Linked DNA regions of Homo sapiens: all the other regions are linked to region 3. A link is an interaction called in ENCODE POLR2A ChIA-PET data of the cell type or tissue named here. Cell type or tissue: GM12878. All regions are shown on one strand. Links, peaks and the distances in the headings refer to the core of each region. The heading gives the core; the rest is flanking DNA. Region 1 overlaps KLHL18 (kelch like family member 18). Region 2 overlaps KLHL18 (kelch like family member 18). Region 3 overlaps KIF9 (kinesin family member 9).

Region 1 (6,641 bases), core at 636-5,635, 87 kb before region 3:
AAACTTCTTCAACCCTATCTTACAATCTTTCTGTGTTGTAGGTTTTTATACTGGCTATCATATTTTTAATTTCCTAGAGTTCTTGTTTTCAAAAGCTTCCTTTTTAAAAGAATCCTGTTCATCTTTCATGAATGCAATATTTTCTCAAATCTCTCCTGAGACAGTATATAGTTACAACTTTTTTTCTTCTTTATCTCTCTGCTTTTACTGTTTCCTGAGATATTTTCTCTTCCAATTGTTTTGATCTCTGTCTTCTATGTTAGAGGTTTTCTTTAAATGTCTGGTGACACTTGGCTAGGGGGTAGGCTTGTTGATTTGTGGGCTTCACATTAGGGTGATCAGGCAAGAATCGGCCATTTGATTGAGGACCCCTAGAAGTATTCAGTATCTTCAGGACTTTTTCTCTGGAGTTAATTTTATCAGAGCACGATCTTCCAGTCTCTTGCAGGGAAATATCTGTCGGCCTACAGATATTCTGGAAACTGGGTCTAAGAGGTGGATGGTTCTACCATGCACTACTGATAACTCTTATCTTAAAGCCCTTCTTTTCAGTTTTGTTCCATATTGCACCCTTTCTCCTATGCTTGGTGTGCCTGATTCGGAGCCTCTGGTTCAGTATCTAAGACTAAACTTCCTATCTCCTGAGAGAGTGGGGGAGGGGGTGCAGGCATCTAATTGCCTTTCATACAGACTTCCAAGTAATCTTCCTGTTTTCAGTATTTGGTGTCTCCAATTCTGGAACAATTCCAGGGTTCTACACTAGAAATCCTCTTCCTTCTCAGTTTCTCCCCCGGGAGGCACTTTCAGTTCCTCTGGCCCACTAAGTCTTCCACACATGCTCTCTGGCTTTAATATTCCATTGATTTCTCATTTGCTGATATGTCTTTCCCCTCTTACTACTATTTTAATGGGGTTATGGAGGGGAATGAAAGTTAAGTATGTGTTCAACTGGCTGTGTTTAACTGCTGTGCATTTATTTTTCATCTAGAAAATAAACAGAAGACAAAAGAACAAGCTGTATGTGCACCAACAGAGTGACCTGGTTTCAAAAAAAAACCAGCTACAGAGAAGATAGGCCTATCTTGGGATATGTTAGCCTGATTACATTTGAGTTCTGTATTCAGCTAAGGGGAACAACAAATTGGACCTTGTCTAGATGAGGAAGACCAAGATGGGCAAGAGTCTGAAAGCTACATCTTATAAGGAATAGCTAAAGGATAGTCTGGAAAAGGTAATTTAGGAGGAACCTGATAGTTGTTGTCAAATCCTAGAAGGGCTATCACATGGATTAGGGCAGATCTAGAAAATTACAGGAAGGCAGATTTTCTTTTATCATAAAGAATAAGAGCTAAGTGCAGGGCGCGGTGGCTCATGCCTGTAATCCGAGCTCTCAGGGAGGCAGAGGTGGGAGGATAGCTTGAGCCCAGGAGTTCGAGACCTGCATGGGCAATATAGCGAGACTCCGTTCTTCACAAAAAGGAAGAAAAAAAAAAAGACAAAAAACAAATAAGCGTAAGAATAAGAGCTAAGAACACTTAGCGGGGTCCTGGACTGGTTTCAAAACTATTAAGTGACTACTTAGAGGCCTTCCAATTCTACAATCCTGTGATACTACATTTTTGTGAAAAGCTTTTAAAAACCCAAACACTCTCATTTGTAATCTCAGTTTTTACATGTCTCATTTTTTGCTGGGCACAGTGGTTTATGCCTTTAATCCTAGCTCTTTGGGATGCTAAGGTGGGAAGGTTTCTTGAGGCAGGGATTTTTAAGACCAGCCTGGGCAACACAGCAAGACCTCATCTCTACAAAAAACTAGCCAGGCATGGTGGTGCATGCTTGGGAAGATGGTTTGAGTCCAGGAGTTCAAGGTTGCAGTGAGCTATAATTGTCACTGCACTCCAGCCTGGGCAACAGAGCAAGAGAATGTCTCGAAAAATAAAATAAAATAAAATGTCATTTTTTAAAAAAAGAGATGATCATTTATTGAGCTCCTTTTGTATGCCACTGACTATGCCAGGTACCCATTCTGCACATTTTCTCATTTCAGTCCTCACAGCAACCCTCTGCAGTAGGCAGCTACTGTGAATCATGTTCTATAGATGAGAAAACCAAGATTTGGAAGTTAAGTAGCTCACCCAATGTCAGGTAGCTATTATGTGAAGAGAAGGAATTATGCTTAGGTTGTTACTGGTGGAATTGGAGAGGGACCTAATAAATAGCATACCTTCTCTCAGCTTGAGTTCTCAGTCAATTGAGAAAAAAATTATAAATAAAAAACCTACACATGATAAAACTACATAGAATTAAATATACATATACACAGAATGAATAAAAGTAAAACTGAAGAAATCTGAATAAGATTGCAACTGAATATTCTAGTTGCAATATTGTACTTTCAGTTCCTCTGGCTTAATAGTTTTGCAAGATATTACCACTGGGAGAAACTGGGCAAAAGGAAAAAGTTGTGGGCATGGTGGTTCATGCCTGTAATCCTAGCACTTTGGGAGGCTGAGGTAGGAGGACTGCCTGGGTCCAGAAGTTTCAGACCAGTCTGGGCAATATGGCAAGACCATGTGTTTACAAAAAATAAAATAAAATGAATTAGCTGGGTGCAGTGGTATGCGTCTGTAGTCCCAGCTACTTAGGCAGCTGACACAGGAGGATTGCTTGAGCCTGAGAGTTGGGGGTTACAGGAAGTTATAATCACACCACTGCATTCCAGCCTGGGCAGCAAAGTGAGACCCTTTCTCTATTAAAAAAAAAAAAAAAAAAAATTAGGCCGGGCACGGTGGCTCACGCCTGTAATCCCAGCACTTTGGGAGGCCGAGACGGGCGGATCACAAGGTCGGAAGATCGAGACCATCCTGGCTAACACAGTGAAACGCTGTCTCTACTAAAAATACAAAAAATTAGCTGGGCATGGTGGCAGGCGCCTGTAGTCCCAGCTACTCAGGAGGCTGAGGCAGGAGAATGGCGTGAACCTGGGAGGCGGAGCCTACAGTGAGCCGAGATTGCGCCACTGCACTCCAGCCTGGGCGACAGAGCGAGACTCCATCTCAAAAAAAAAAAAAAAAAAAAAATTAAAAGGTATGTGTGATTTCACTGAATTATCTTACCACTGCATGTGATTCTACAATTATCTCAAAATAAAACATCCATTTAAAAAAAGGACTAAACTAAGCATGGTGGCACATGCCTTGGATCTCAGCTACTAGGAGTTTGAGGCCAGCGTGGGCAACATAATGAAACCTAGCCTCTCAGGGGGCGGAGGGAGCACAAAGCGAATGGGAGATAAAAATATTATTTTCTTACCAATAAATGTAACATAAACTATAGCTTATATAAGAGGGTAAGTGGGTTCCCTATAATTAATATCTAGAATTACACAGGCCCATGCAAAGGCCACTTTCTCCACTGATCTGCAATTACCTCAAATCTCCCCTCTTCCCCACTCCTAAGGTGGCAAAGACATGTGAACTGGTGCCACACAATTTTTTCAAAAAAATTCATCTGTAAGAAACACATAACTGGTTGGTTAGAAAACTTAAGGCTATTTAGCATACATCTCTACCTTTAGTCACATTTTGCTACATACCCACCTCTAAAAATATACTTCTTATAAAATATTATCAATGAAATGGAATCAGACAGTAGATTTAAAGTATTAGAGTTAGGTTCAAAGTCCAAGATAGGACAGAAAAAAAGAAATGAATCTATGGTATACACAAAACACTCTACACTAAAATAGCTATACCCATGAATACACATGGAAGCTGCTGAGGCTAGATCAGGACATGAGATCTCCTTGTGTATTCAACAAACAGTGCCCCTGCCCATACTACCACTGTGGAATTATTTGCAATGAATAGCATCTACGAAGCAAATTTGGGGCAATCATGGGACTTCCTAGATATGTACAACACCTCCGAATTTGCTTCTAAGAAAAAAAGATCAATTCAAATGAGAAAGACTAAACCACTTCCACTAAAACTAGCAAAGACTCAGCATTCATGCCCCTTGGCTTCTACAAAGAGTGGATACAGAATTCTTCCTGAGCAGGGCTCTGCATAATACACTCTGAAGACTGAAAATGCAGTACTCCTGCTTGCCTCTATATTATTTTTTATTATTATGGCCCTGAAACTTTAACACCTGTCAACAGCTTTGTTTGGTAAATTAAAAGAAGTGATGGAGTTACACAAGGGGGAAGAAGATTAGGTCTACCAGTCAACAGATAACTTATATGTTCATATGTTGTAACTCTACTATACTTGTTTTGTTTGTTTGTTTGTTTTGAGACAGAGTCTTGCTCTGTCACCAGGCTGGAGTGCAGTGGCGCAATCTCGGCTCACTGCAATCTCCGCCTCTCGGGTTCAAGTGATTCTCCTGCCTCAGTCTCCTGAGTAGCTGGGACTACAGGCACCTGCCACCATGCTCGGCTAATTTTTTGTATTTTTAGTAGAGACGGGGTTTCACTATGTTAGCCAGAATGGTCTTGATCTCCTGACCTCATGAACCGCCCACCTTGGCCTCCCAAAGTGCTGGGATTACAGGTGTGAGCCACCACGCCTGGCCTATACTTGGTTTTTAAAATCATGAACATACTATTCCTTTGGTAAATGTTTGAGATCAGTGGCTTCCATGATTCAAGAACAGCTATGAAAAGCAAAGTGATGTGATGTGAGGCTGACTAAATAGATGGGACACTCAAGAATTCTACATGTTACTTTAAAAGTATCAAGAGGCCAGAAGATCGAGGTCATCCTGGCTAACATGGTAAAACCCCGTCTCTACTAAAAATACAAAAAATTAGCCGGGCGAAGCGGTGGGCGCCTGTAGTCCCAGCTACTCAGGAGGCTGAGGCAGGAGAATGGCATGAACCCAGGAGGCAGAGCTTGCAGTGAGCCAAGATCGCGCCACTGCATTCCAGCCTGGGCGACAGAGCGAGACTCCAGATCAAAAAAAAAAAAAAGTATCAGGAAACCAGGGAACAGGACTAAGGAAGAAATTCGAAGCTGACCAGGCCACTCTGTGGAGATAGAGTATGAACTGGAGGGACAGGAGTGGCAGCTAGGAGTCCAGCCATGAGACCACTGCCTGGTCCAGAGAGAGAAGAGCTGAGCTCGGCCTGGATGGTGGCAGTGGGAAAGGAGAAAAGAAGTCAGACTCAGGAAAGATGCTGACCTTAGAACTGCTGTGACCTGGTGACTGAGTAGATGTGGGAGTGAGGGAAAAGAGGTGTCAAGATGACTTCCAGGTTACTGGTGCGATCTGGCATGTGGAGGTGCCATATACTTAGATCAGAAACGACAGAGAAGGACAAAGTCAGGAGTAAATGACCAAATAAAGTTTTGGACAAGCTGACACCGAGTGCCTGGGAGGCATCTAAACAGAGACTATGTAGAAAGTGGATGACAGAGTCTGGTATACAGAGATAAGTCTGGGCTCAAATAACACTTTTGGAAATAATCAGTGAAGACAGAAAAAAGATCATTCAGGGAGAGAACTCGAAGTGTGAAGAAAAGAGGCTATAAGACAGCCTTGAAGAACTTCAACATCTAAAGATCACCTAGTAGAGGATCTATCAGCAAAGAAGACACAGAAGGGAGGTACACAGAAAGGAAATGAGAAGAGAAGCAGGAAGATGTCTGGAGGTAGAAAAGAGTGTAGGTCCACCAGACAGGCAATGTGGCATAGAGACTGGATGGAATCAGAAGGCCCTCACCAGCTCTGCTACCTCAGACAGGGCTGCTCAACACAAATTCTGTTCCCTACCACAGGCAGGTGGGGCTCAGCATTCAAACAGTAAAGCAGCCTGGCAAAATCTGAGTTAGGAGTAATCTGAGACAGGTGTTCCCAAAGAAAGTAAAAGATATACCCAGAGTAGATTTCTCTTTGATGGAAAACATTTTGATACTACTGTTCCTACCTTCAGGAGCTCACAATGAATATACATAAGGCATTAAGAACAGTTAACCTCCCCCTCCCCCTCCCCCTCCCTCTCCCCACGGTCTCCCTCTGATGCCGAGCCGAAGCTGGACTGTACTCCGCCATCTCTGCTCACTGCAACCTCCCTGCCTGATTCTCCTGCCTCAGCCTGCCCAGTGCAGGCGCGCGCTGCCACGCCTGACTGGTTTTCGTTATTTTTTTGGTGGAGACGGGGTTTCGCTGTGTTGGCCGGGCTGGTCTCCAGCTCCTAACCGCGAGTGATCCGCCAGCCTCGGCCTCCCGAGGTGCCGGGATTGCAGATGGAGTCTCGTTCACTCAGTGCTCAATGTTGCCCAGGCTGGAGTGCAGTGGCGTGATCTCGGCTAGCTACAACCTCCACCTCCCAGCCGCCTGCCTTGGCCTCCCAAAGTGCCGAGATTGCAGCCTCTGCCCGGCCGCCAACCCGTCTGGGAAGTGAGGAGCGTCTCTGCCTGGCTGCCCATCATCTGGGACGTGAGGAGCCCCTCTGCCCGGCTGCCCAGTCTGGGAAGTGAGGAGCATCTCTCGTCTGAGCTGTGGGGAGCGCCTCTGCCCTGCCGCCCCGTCTGGGATGTGAGGAGCGCCTCTGCCCGGCCGCGACCCCATCTGGAAGGTGAGGAGCATCTCTGCCCGGCCGCCCCGTCTGAGAAGTGAGGAGCCCCTCCGCCCGGCAG
Region 2 (6,641 bases), core at 1,246-6,245, 120 kb before region 3:
AAACCACATGTCACCTCATAGATGCAGAAAAAGCATCTGATGAAATCTCACACCAATTCATGATACAAACTCTCAAGAAACTAATAACAGAATGAAACTTCCTCAATTTGGAAAAGGTATAGATGAAACACCCACAGGTTAACATCAACTTGAACAGTGATGGACTGAAGGTTTTCCTCCCTAAGATTGAGAACAAGGCAAGGATGTCCACTTTTGCCACTTTCATTCAACACTGTACTAGATTTCTAGCCAGTACAATAAGACAGGAAAAAATTAAAGGCATACAGATTGGAAAGAAAGAAGTAAATGTCTTTATTTGCAGATGACATGATAATGTAGAAAATCTCAAGGAAGACACACACGGACATTTTTTTAAAAAATGATAAAACTAACAGATTGAATTTAGACAGGTCACAGGATATAAGATCAATAAACAAAAATCAATGGTATTTCTATATACTAGCACCAAAAAGTCTGAAAACAAAATTCAGCAAGCAATTCCATTCGTAATAGCAAAGTAATATGAACATTTTAACAAAAGGAGTGTAAGATGTATATACTGAAAATAACAAAATATTGCTAAGAGAAATCAAGGAATATCTAAATAAATGGACACAAACTCCATGTTCACAGACTGGAAGACTTCATATTGTCAAGATGGCAATTCTCAACTTGATCTGTAAATTAAACACAATATATATTTAAAACCTCAGAAGGCTTTTCTGTAGTAACTGACAATCTGATCATAAAAGTGACATGGGAATGCAAAGTATCTAGAAAAGTCAAAAGAATTTTGAAAAATAACAAAGTTGGAGGTGTTACATTACCTGATTTAATGACTTACAAATACTTTAAAGCCAGAGTCATCAATAACACACAATCATGGACAGGCACAGATCAATGGAACAGAACTAAGAGTTTAGAAATAAACCCTTATATTTATGCCCAATTGATTTAGACAAAGGTATCAAAGCAATTCAATGGGGAAAAGATACTCTACAACAAATGGTGCTTGGACAAATGGAAATCGGTCCATGAAAAGATGAATTTAGACTCTTCCCTTACACCATGCCCAAAAATGAACACAAAGTGGATCACATACCTACATGTAAGAATAAAACAAGAAGACTTCAAAAAGTTCTTAAGATACGACACCAAAGGCATGATCCATAAAAGAAACAACTGATAAACTAAACTTCATCAAAGTAAAAAACTTTTACAATTCAACCACCACCACTAAGAAAATGAAAAGAGCCCTTGTTAGTATAGTGGTGAGTAAAAAAAAAAAAAAGAGAAAGGGCTGGGCGTGGTGGCTCACGCCTGTAATCCCAGCACTTCGGGAGGCCGAGGAGGGCAGATCACGAGGTCAGGAGATCAAGACCATCCTGTCCAACATGGTGAAACCCCGTCTTTACTAAAAATACAAAAATTAGCCAGGCGTGGTGGCGGGCACGTGTAGTCCCACTACTCAGGAGGCTGAGGCAGGAGAATTGCTTGAACCTGGGAGGTGGAGGTTGCAGTGAGCCAAGACCACACCACTGCACTCCAGCCTGGCGACAGAGTAAGACTGTCTCAAAAAAAAAAAAAAAAAAAAAAAAAAAAAAAAAGAGAGAGAGAGAAAGAAAGAAAATGAAAATAAAGACAAGCTAAGACTGGGATAAAACATTTGCAAATAATATATTTGATAAATAAAGGATTTGTATCCAGAATATGTAAAACTTTCTTACAATTCATTAATAAGACATGTGAACCAATTTAAAAATGGGCAATAATTGAATAGATATTTCACTAAAGATATACAAATGGTTAACAATCGCATGAAGATGCTCAAAATCATTAGTTGTCAGAGAAATGCAAATGAACCATAATGAGATGCCACTTTGCATCCACTAGAATGGCTACAACAAAACAGAAAAGTCCAAGTGCCGACAAGAATGTGGAGGAACCTGAACCATTCATTATACATTGCTGGTGGAAATGTAAAGAGGGACAGCCACTTTGGAAAAGCTTGGCAATTTCTTAAAAAGTTAAACCTAAACCTACTATATGATCCCAGCAGTTTCACTCCTAGGATCTACCCAAGAGGAATGAAAATATATGTCTAACAAAGACTTATAAATGAATGTTCATAGCCGTATTATTCATAATAGCCCCAAATTGGAAACAATCTAAACATTTATCAATCGGTGAATGAACAAAATATGGTATAAGTGGAATACAACTTAAAAACAATAAAAGGAACTATTGGTACATTCTACAATATGAATGAACTAAATTATTCTAAAGTAGGAAGCCAGACACAGAAGGCCACATATTATATGATTCCACTTATGTGAAATGTCCAGAATAGGAAAATCTATAGAGACAAAATAAAATAGTGGTTGCCTGATGATGCAGGTGAAAAGGGGAACTGCAAAAGGGATTAACTGAGTGATGAAAATATTTTAAAACAAGATGGTGATAATGGTTGCACAGCTCTGTACATTTACTAAAAGTCATTGAGTTGGACACTTAAAATGAATGAACTTTAAGGTATGTAAACTATGACTCAATGAAACTATTAAAAAATCAGTGACGTAAAAAGGAGGAAGACAAGGGAAGCATGATTAGGTGACATTTGAATGTGGATATACCTGATTGTCCCTAAATTCTTCAAGAAGCTATTGTTCAGCCTCTTCTTCATGTCCATTGTTGTGTCTACAGTAATGGAGAGTCTCACAGAGCTCACCACGTAGCAGGTAAAACAGGTAAACAGGTCACTGCATGGTAGAATATGGCCAAGGGCCAGCACAGCAGATGGAGGAGGAGTGCCACGCTGACCAGAGATGTTTTCATGAAGGTAACATCTAAACTGAGATCCTGAAGACCGCTGCTGGGCAGCTGAGAGGAAGTGTCAGTATCTCAGTGACATTCTATGTCATGCTATGAAGTTTAGGTTTTATGAACTGCAGAACTAAGCTGGGCGTGGTGGCTCACACCTGTAATCTCAACACTTAGGGAGGCCAAGGCGGGAGGATTGCTTGAAGCTAGGCATTCAAGACCAGCCTAGGCAACATAGTGAGACCGATTCTCTACAAAAAATAAAAAAAATAGCCAGGCATGATGGTGCATACCTGCTGTCTCAGCAACTCAGGAGGCTGAGGTGGGAGGATCGCTTGAGCCCAGGAGTTCAAGGCTGCAGTAAGCAATGTTGTGTACTGTTAGGTTATTGTGAGTAGCAATAAAAAGCAGCAGTGCTGGACTTTGGGGTGAAATGGAGTGGGCTCTGCTGTTGGTCATGAGGGGGAAAGGAGTCCAAATAACAAAAACAAAGAAAGAAAGAAAAAAGAAATGGAAAGTCAAGCAGATGAATCCAGTTTGACTTAGCAGTCCACTCTTCACCTATGGGGCTCTTTGGCTCTGGTCAAGGGGGCATAGATTACATGGAAAGGGCTGCTACTACTTTACAAGCAACAGGCCTTTCTCCCAGAGGGCAGAGTTCCCAGATAGTCTGGCTATCTCTTTCAGCATGAAGGCACCTGCTTCTTCACTCTTCCCCTTGCTGCCCAGTCTGCTTTTCCAAGGTCTATGACTGTTGGGAGGAATGCTGCTCCCTTCACAGGTGGAAGACACTGCTGTCCTTAGGCAGACTGGACTGTGAGTGTGGAGATCTGGTCTCAATTTCTCACAATGCCACTGGTTAGCTGGAGTCAGGTCAATTACTTGGCCATTCTGAGGCAGTTTCCTTATGCTAAAATGTTACCTGCTCCGTGGGGATTACTGAGGACCATGTGAGATTCAACTGATAAGAGTGTTTATATGTAAGACATGTCCTGGTGGGGTGTGTGTGGGAGTGATATGCCTTCCAAAAACTTAAAAAAATTAAGTTGCCATCCAGGAGTCCAATGGACAAGATTGATCACAAGCTGACTTTTGGAAAAGTGTGACTGAAGAGTTTCCCAACAGGCAAAACCACACTAACCACAGTGTAATCTTGGAAGAGCAGATCTGGAATGCGGCTGTATTTGGGGAAGTGAAACTGAAGATGGGAGTATAGTTCTCACACTGAAGAGCATGCAAATCACCAAGGAAACTTGCTCACGCCAGAATGCTGAGCTGCACCCCAGCCCTAGGGAACCTGTCTCTAGAGAGGGACTTAGGAACGGATCTGTGGTTTAAACATTTTCCAGTGACTTTTATGTGCACCAAAGTTAAAGCACCTCTCGCCTAGAGCATAAAAAAGGAGCTGGAGATGCTGATTCCAGGCAGTCAACAGGCAGCCACATTCCACTGGGAAACTCTGGAGTTTTAGGGCAGTGAATGGAGAAAAGGGGAAATCCGAGAGTAGGGGCGATCAGGACAGGCACCAATATGCAGTCCCAAAGTGCAAATGAAGTCTTTGCATATTTTTCACCAGAAGTGACTCTCATAAAATAAATCTCTCCAAAGACTACTTTTGCTGTACATCTGGCTTTTCCCTTATATTCACAGAAATATTCCCATTTTGTCCAATATATTTTTTTCAGTGAATCACAATTAAAAAACAAACATGTACTTCTAATATCTGAGAAATAAACCAAGAAAGGACAAGAGCTATTAGGAGTGTTCTCTTTATTTCTCTTTGGTTTCTTAACACAAAAGACATGCATTCTATAAATAAAAGGAACTAAGATTTTCTGGGAAACCATAAATTGGGAGGAATTCCCACAGTCACACCTCTGTGGTCAAGAGGATGGTCTTCAGCCCCCATCTGGCTGTAATCTCTGATGAAATCCAGAAGAGAAGGCCCGTGTGTTATCCAAGAAGGTGAAACACTCAAGGACAGTGAATGCCACAGTCCTCTGCTCAGAGCTGGGCTAGGCCCCAAGGCCCACTGAGTACAATGTCTACCCTATCTCCTTGTTACATCCTTTTTACAATATCCTTGGGTGATGCTTCTTTTCATGGGGCTATTGGAAAGGCTCCAACACCAAAGAGCCAGACCAGCCATTTACGAATAGCCATTCACCATCGGACTGAGGAACCTACTGGGAGAGTGTGAATATGTTGGTGTTTCCTGACTTGTGCTCAGAGCCCAGATCAAAACACTGGCTTGATCTTACTTTGAAACATCGACCTCAGGTGCAGCAGTGTAAATTCTACACCAGGAGGTGGGATTGGACTCAGGAAGTCCACTACAAGAGCAGCAGGCCATGGTAGAAAATGATCTGCCATACCCAGTGGCAAAATCTGGGCCAGTATCCTAAGGACCCACTCAGTAGCCCACAGACCGATTCTTAATACCTTCACAATCCAGGCTTGTTGGTGCTACTTCAAATTCACAAAAGAAAGGGGCTTATAATAAGACAAGCACTGATACACTCCTAACAGGAAATGCACACCCCACCCACCTTCCGAGTCTACCCCTACAGGCAAACCAGGAAGGAGGGAGAAATGCTGGAGCCCTACCACGAGCCCAGGTTAAACGACATCCGATATCAGATTGTTGAGACGTTAAAAATAAAAATATCATTTTCAAGTGCTTGTAGCAGAGGCCTAGCTCCTAAGTTGTAGGTAACAAAGGTACTTCCCTCTGAATACATGGCGATTGCACACACTGGTAAACCTGACGGTCCTGGGGTGGGGGAGACACCCCAGGCTCCACATTGTGCCTTTCTGAACAGGCTTCCAGGCCACCCCAGGCAGGCAGCAAAGGATAGGAAACCAAGCAGGTGGAGACTGGAGCCCTAAGACTCAGTCTTGGGTTACAGGAATTGAATCTTCTTTTAGTCTCTACTGGAAGAATTTTAGAAAACCAATTTTGGCAGCAGCAGTTGAAGGACAGCCCCACTGCCCAGTGCACTGGCAAGAGAAAATGTCCTCCTCTTTGAGTCCCGCTGTGCTACATTAGGTCCTATCCAGGGAGGAGGAAGCAATATGAAATCTTTCCAAAAGGTAAAGGTCATTTGCCAAGATTAGAGGAAGAAATATAAAATCTGTTCTTTGCAGCAGCAAGAGATTCTTTCGGCCTTTAGTTCTTTATGTCATAAAAGCCAGCTGTGCTTGAATGTAAAGGTCCACCTTGCTGGTCAGTCTGCCCAGGGCTGGAGGGAGGCCAGACTCTTGGGATTGGCGAGTGGATGGAGGAGCAGTGGAATGGCAGAGCAGACAAGGTTACCAGACCAAGCCCGCCCACAGCTGGTAGAAGGAAGCCCTGGTTAGGTTCTAGAGGTGCATATGGTCAACGTGCCCCAGAAGCATCACAATGAGGGAAATCATCCAAGAACGAGATTGATGGGCAAGTGAGAATCTGGCCAGACCTGCTGTTTCCTGCTGGTCAAAAAAGGAAGCAATGTTAGTGAGAGTGGGGAATCTGAATGAGCGCCATGGTGGCAGTAGGAGGTAATCACAGGGGCGCCTGGAGCCCCCAGCCACAGCTAGGAGCCCCCACCAAGAAGAGTGGCAGTAATTCAGCAGATAGCCTAACTCTCTACGCCTATGATTTTAAAAGTCCTCTGATGGTGGGTGAGAAGACAAACCCCATGAGCACCTTACTACAGGCCCAGTCAAGAGTGCACTGATTCCACACACACTGGGGCTCAGAGGGAACCCCCAGCTCAATGCGAGGCCTCAGGACCCTGGGATCCGAATGTGGGGTGGATACCGCCCTTCTCCAGTTAGAC
Region 3 (6,641 bases), core at 850-5,849:
ATAATTCTCTGTGTTGGCCATTTTTAATGTTTAAGATATGCCCATGCACAGACTTTTTATGCAAATGTTATACTCGAACCATTCCATGTTCTTTCAATTCTATGTTTTAGTTATTTAAATATATACTTTTATATAGGAAACATATAGATCAGATTTTTCATGGTCAAAATCTGTTTCCTGTTTTACTGAGTCTCATGGTGGCTTGACAGTGGCGTGTGTATGTGTGTGTGTTTGTGTGTGTATTGAAATCGTGACCTTGTGTTTGATTGAACTTAAGCTCAAGGAGACCTGAACACATAAATAGAAATTATTTTCCCCCTGAAAAGGTTTGCACTTGCTTTCTGCAGTTACCCATGGGGCATTACCAACCCAGGACCATTTTAACCCTCTTCAAGAATTCCAGTTTAATATGGGAGCTTCAATTCAGACTCCTACTTTGTGGGGAACCTAAGATTCCATGTTCCAAGCTAGTTTTAGCGTTTGCTGGCTTACAGCCCACTGTTTCTGTTTCAGCCTACAGTTTTCACCTGCTTTCTAAGAGCCTAGTGATGCATTAAAAAGGTATAATTTGTGAACATCTGATTGATTGCAGTGGCAAAGAGAGGGCCCTTCTGAATACCTGGCCCCTAACTCCTCTGGAGATAGAACCCTCTTCTTTTCTTTCTGAACCTATTCCCTATCAGAAACTCCCAAGAATGCCCTTGAAACCTATATGCCTCCTTTCAAATATGCCTGCCAGACTGTTTTAAAATAGTTTTACACACTTTCTTTAGGATAAAAGAATGAAAGAGTTTGAATGGATGTTATTTCTCAGAGAATTGGGGCTACTCAGAAGGAATCCTTGTCCACAACCCATGATGTTTGCAGGAGGAATGATAGGGTGAATGTGAGTGGCCTGGTCTGAGTCCCTGCTATGTCTGTCCCTCCTAATAAGTTCCTGTTTTCTCTTCCCTCTGTGTCCAGCATAATTACTTGAAAACCATGATGGGCCTCCAGCAGGCACATAGAAAATAGAACCTCATCGCCAGTACCTTAAAGGACAAGACCAGCAACTCCCACCTACTGTAGTGGAGCTGCTCAACCACCTGCCCAGAGCTGCAGCCCCCTCTACTCCAATGCTGGGACCCAGCACAGAGAACACATTTGGCCTGCATGTTGGGAGGAGCATCCTCCAAGGACAACCTTGCTCATCTCCACAGAGCACTTTGGGTTTTAATTCACTGTCTTATATGCAGGGACAGGATAAAATAACTTTCTAGTTTGGACTTTCAGTGCTCATCTGAGAACTTTGTCTTATTTCCTGTCTGAAAGGACATATTCTCTATGTATGTGTGAGGTCAGAACTGAGTCTCAAGTAGGAAGGCAGAAAAGTAGCTCAGCCAGGCTCCTCCTGGCAGGCCTTTGTCACACTGGTCAGCCCCTTTCCTGGATAGACATCCTAGGGTGGGGGTGGTGAGCTCGGTCTGAGGAGCTCTGCTTCTCACAGCTCCCTCAGACCCTAAGTTCTCTCAAGACATCTTTTCTGTGTTTCTGAGCCAGTGAAGAAGACAGGAGGAGGCCCTCCTTCATTTGGCAACCAGGGGAGGATAAGGTCTAGCCACAGAGACCAGAAAGGGATGAGGCAGAGCTGGCTCCATGTACCAGGGAATAAATGAGCAGCTTCTGGGAGACATGTCCTCTGCATGTTTCCAGAACACCACGGCCTTCCCTACGCAGCATGCACGGCCACCAGGCACCAGGGTGCCTCCCCTCCCCGCTTTCTCTCTCCGTGTAGGCTGCACTGAGCAGAAGTGAAAGTGAACGATTTACCCTGAATAGGAACTGGGATCACTGTCAAGGCTGAGCAGGGAAGAGAGAAGATATCACTCTCTATCAAGTTACCAGGCTGCAGCTTGGGCCCTTGGTGGTGGCACCAAAGGGAAAGAGTTCATTACTTTGCTCAGAGAACAAACTCAGGCCCTCTGGGGCCTTCCAGGCTGACTGATACGCCCCTGGGTTGGTAAACCAAGTCTCCACTGAGCGAAAAGTTTCAGTGCTTCCTTGGAATTGTATCTCACCCCCTCTTCTGTTCTTATGGGTCAAGGCCTTGGCCTGACACTCTGTGGGTGCTCCCCCGTCTGACACCCTCATCAGGGCCTTGAGGTTTCTGTTATTCTTCCAACAGTGGGAGAGGAGGTTCTGCTCACCTGGCAGTCCTGTCATGGGAAGCTGTGAGAGAAAAATACATCACTTCTGATGGGTGATATCTAGCTCTGGGACCACTTTGTATGAGGAAAGATGGAAGGAACTAGGTCTGCTTACCTGAAGAGGAAGAGAAATGTGACAGAGGCCATGAGGGGCTGCCAGGTAGAAGGGAAAGCAAGAGGATGTGGATGTGGGCTGAATGAGTAGCAAACATTTTTCCCAAAGGTTTTGTTGTTATTGTTGTTGTTTTTGAGACAGGGTGTCACTCTGTCATCCAGGCTGGAGTGCAGTGGTGCCATCACAGCTCCTTGCAGCCTCAACCTCCTGGGCTCAATCCTCCCACCCCAGCCTCCTGAGTAGCTGGGACTACAGGTGCGCACCACCATGCCTGGCTAGTTTTTTAAATTTTTTCTGGAGATGGAGTCTCACTATGTTGTCCAGAATGGTCTTGAAACTTCTGGGCTCAAACGATCCTCCCACCTCAGCCTCCCAAAGTGCCAAGGGATTACAGGTGTGAGCCACCTCTCCTGGCTAAGATTGTTATCTCAAAATAAGAAGAGGCTTAAAATGAGAGCAGTCCTGGCATGAAGTCATTAGTGAGGGCCCTGCAGCAGTAGGCTGTCTGGCAAGGAGGTTGCACCTGGTTGAAGGTTGAACTGGATAGTATCTATCCAATCAAAAACCCTGTGATTCTGCTCTTCAGCCCATCAGCAGATGGACATGGATTTTGTTGAAGAAAGTGATAGGATTGCCTTGGGGGCTCTGCCCTCTCCCTCCTCCAGCTCCTTTCTCTTCCCCTGACTGATGCTTCCAGGAGTCGATGCTTCCAGTATGGCAGGAAGGTAGGGGTGTTGTGTTCATTCAGATGGGTCTGTCATTCCAGAAAATAGTTCCTGCTGAGTTAATTTGCCAGCCAAGTCACCCCTGGAGGGACTTCCAGTTGCAACAATGTGACAGGTGAGATAATCTGAAAACATTCCTGCTACAAATAGAGGTGCTGACTAAAATATAACATTCTTTTAAATACAGTTGACCCTTGAGGCCACATGTGGTGGTTCATGCCTGTAATCCCAGCACTTTGGGAGGCTGAGGCAGGTAGATCACTTGAGGCCAGGAGTTTGAGACCAGCCTGGCAAACATGGCAAAAACCTGTCTCTACTAAAAATACAAAAATTAGCCGGGTGTGGTGGTGCACACCTGTAATCCCAGCTACTTGGGAGGCTGAGACACAAGAATTGCTTGAACCTGGGAGGCGAAGGCTGCAGTGAGCTGAGATCATGCTGCCGCACTCCAGCCTGGGGAACAGAGATTCTGTCTCAAAAAAAAAGAAAAAGAGAAAAGAAATACAGTTGACCCTTGAACAACACGGGTTTGAAATGCACAAGTCTACTTATACATGGGATTTTTTCAACCAAAGGTGGATTGAAAATACAGTATTCAAGGGATGCAAAATCTGCATATGTGGAGAGTCAACTTTTTGTATGTGCAGGTTCCGCAGGACTGAGTGCAGGACTTATGTGTGGATTTTGGCATATGGAAGGGGCCCTGGAGCCAATCCCACATGTATACCAAGGGACGACTGTACAAAGTAAGATTTGCAAGCAAGAAAGGGAACTGTCAGGAGCTGAACATAAAGGAGGAACTGAAAACCTGAGTGGTCAGCGTGTGAACTGGCTATGTCTTCTAGGGACTAGGAGAAGGTATGTGAGCGGATTGTTACTTTTGAAGGTTAAATGTCCACATAAGTATGAGAAATAAGACGTCAGTTCATGCCATATAGGAAGCTGGAAATGGGACTGCCTGAATAAAGATGGCACCCTGAAGGCTTCATCACTGGTGAAGAGGTGAGCTAGAAAACCGAATGTCTAATTGTCTCCCTAAACATACTTTACCCATAACCTTCCTTAGCCTAATTGCTCAGGCTAAAATCCTTAGTTTTGTACTTCATTCCTCTCTTCTCTCAGACCTCACACTGAATCTATCCAGAAATTCAGTAGGCTTTACCTTCCTCCTATATTCAAAATCTGACCATTTCTCACCACTTCTTGCCTGGATATTGCAACAGCTTCCTGTCTCCTGGCTTCTCCTTTTGCTCTCTATTTCCAGAACAGCAGCCTGGCTGAACCTTTTTTTTTTTTTTTTTCCTCATGCTGGAGAGCAGTGGCATGATCCTAGCTCACTGCATCCTCGAACTCCTGGGTTAAAACAATCCTCCCATGTCAGCCTCCAGAGTAGGTAGGATTACAAGCCACCAGGTCTAGCCCTGGTTGACCTTCTGAAATATGTTAGATCACATTACACCTCTTCTCAAATTTTTAATGGTTTCCTATTTTGCTCAGAGTGAAACCCAAGTCCTTAAAACATCCCACAAGATCCTATATAATCGTGACTTCTATGATTTCTCTACTCTTGTCTCATCTACTGTCCCCTTGCTCACTCTACTCCAGCCACATGGGCTTCCTTACTTTTCCTCCCAACATGCCAGACAGACAGCTCCTGCTTCCAGGCCTTTGCAATGGCTGTTTCCTCTGCCTAAAACATTCTTTCCCTACATGTCCACATGATTCACTTTCCTAAGTCCTTGCTTAAATGTCACTTTTTTCTTTTCTTTTTTTTTTTTGAGTCGGAGTCTCGCTGTGTCTCCCAGGCTGGAGTGCAATGGTACAATCTTGGCTCACTGCAACCTCCGCCTCCCAGCTTCAAGCGATTCTCCTGCCTCAGCCTTCCAAGTAGCTGGGATTACAGGCACGTGCCACCACACCCAGCAAACTTTTGTATTTGTAGTAGAGATGGGGTTTCACTATATTGGCCAGGCTGGTCTCTTGGCCAGGCTGGTCTCAATCACCTGACCTCGTGATCCGCCTGCCTCGGCCTCCCAAAGTGCTGGGATTACAGGCGTGAATCACCACGCCCGGCCCTTTTTTGAGACAGAGTTTCACTCTCTTGACAGGCTGGAGTGCAGTGGTGCGATCTCTGTTCACTGCAACCTCTGCCTCCTGAGTTCAAGCAATTCTCACACCTCAGCCTCCAAGTAGCTGGGATTACAGGCGCGCACCACCACGCCCAGCTAATTTTTTTTTTGTATTTTTTTTTTTTTTTTTTTTTAGTAGAGACGGGGTTTTTCACCATGTTGGCCAGGCTGGTCTCAAACTCCTGACCTCGAGTGGTCTGCCTGCATCAGCCTCCCAAAATGCTGGGATTATAGGCATGAGCCACCACACCCGGCTTTAAATGTCACATTCTGTAGCAGATGCTGTCATGCCTTGACACAGTCCCTTGCACTTGCCATTCCTGCTAATGGCTTCCTAGTGAAAGCATCTGCAACTTTCCACATAAAGGCTTTGTCTACATAGGTGTTCATCTGCTTCAGGGTAGTTCCAAATGCCAGGGAGTTAACGACACCTTTAGGAGCAACCCTCAACCAATAAATCAGTGGATTATTATCTCAACTTTCTCCCCTTTGGGTAGAACAACTCCTCTGGGCATGTTTTCCACTAAATGGAACTTTCCCAGGACTTCCCAGCATAAACACACAAATTCACACATACACGAATGGAGCCAAAGAAAAAAATAGTTGATATATTGTTTGTGGGCTTGTCAATGAAATGATAACATCTTAAAATACTTAGGCTAGGCACAGTGACTCATGACTGTAATACTGGCACTTTGAGTGGCTGAGGTAGGAGGATTGCTTGAGCCCAGAAGTTCGAGACCAGCCTGGGCAACATGGCAAAATCCCATGTCTATAAAAATAAAATAAAAAATTAGCTGGGCATGGTGGCACTCCAACCTGACAACAGAGTGAGACCCTGTCTATATATATATATGTAAATGGAATTTGAGGAGAAAAGTAAAAATAAGAAAACAAAAAAGAAGCATAAAAAAGAATATATGTATGATATATATAACATTATTTTAACAGCTTTAATTTTTTTTTAATGGGCTCAAGCAATCATCCCACTAAAAATCCTGGCTAATTTTTTTTTTTTTAACTTTCTATAGAGACAAGTTCTCACTATATTGCCCAGGTTGGTCTTGAACTCCTGGGCTCAAGTGATCCTCCTGCCTTGGCCTCCCAAAGTGCTGGGATTATAGGCATGAGCCACTGCACCTGGCCTATATTTTTAATAATATATATTATAAAAGTGTAATGAAAAGGATACAATTGAATCAGTATAGCACCCAAAGTTTCTTTCTAGAGGTCTGAGATTCAAGGTAGGACAAAAAGCTCTGGAGAGTCCCTCCTATGTTCCATTATCTTTAATCCAAAGAGCTCAGATACCTCTATTGCTATTTCCTCTGGCACTGCAGGGAAGTTCCAATCCACCTGGTCCGCACTAGTTGGGCCCAGGGAGTATCGGTCTGGGCTTGATTGTTGGTCAGTGGATTGCACTTTTATGAAGCAATACAAAATAGGGACAGATCACAGGCTTTGGGCCAGAGACACCTGAGTTTAG

The links. ChIA-PET counts read pairs that join two places held together with the same protein. Peaks named below come from ENCODE experiments on the same cell type or tissue, not always from the same donor. Only the 100,000 strongest peaks of a DNase experiment are listed, where the experiment ranks them.
Region 1: POLR2A ChIA-PET joins it to region 3 with 7 read pairs; 6 of 35 experiments call an interaction of 5 or more read pairs at or near these places.
Region 2: POLR2A ChIA-PET joins it to region 3 with 6 read pairs; 4 of 35 experiments call an interaction of 5 or more read pairs at or near these places.

Annotation. Positions count from the first base shown.
Region 1 is chr3:47,309,345-47,315,985 of GRCh38, reverse strand. All of the region lies in intron 1 of KLHL18 (kelch like family member 18), which reads right to left. Among named protein-coding and RNA genes, the nearest start is that of KLHL18, 30 kb to the right of the region's middle. In GM12878, for the core only: no CTCF peak of the experiment used is centred there; no DNase peak of the experiment used is centred there.
Region 2 is chr3:47,344,749-47,351,389 of GRCh38, reverse strand. KLHL18 (kelch like family member 18) reads right to left here. Exons shown (of 10, transcript NM_025010.5): 10 at 4,574-6,641. Among named protein-coding and RNA genes, the nearest start is that of PTPN23, 33 kb to the left of the region's middle. In GM12878, for the core only: no CTCF peak of the experiment used is centred there; a DNase peak (open chromatin) is centred at 3,999; H3K4me3 peaks cover 461 bases; H3K27ac peaks cover 1,840 bases.
Region 3 is chr3:47,223,025-47,229,665 of GRCh38, reverse strand. It overlaps KIF9 (kinesin family member 9), which reads left to right. Exons shown (of 21, transcript NM_182902.4): 21 at 964-1,668. The coding sequence ends at 1,014. All of the region lies in intron 2 of KIF9-AS1 (KIF9 antisense RNA 1), which reads right to left. Among named protein-coding and RNA genes, the nearest start is that of SNORD13J, 24 kb to the left of the region's middle. RefSeq lists an enhancer at 1,456-1,715. In GM12878, for the core only: no CTCF peak of the experiment used is centred there; DNase peaks (open chromatin) are centred at 1,240, 1,805 and 3,855; H3K4me3 peaks cover 939 bases; H3K27ac peaks cover 2,574 bases.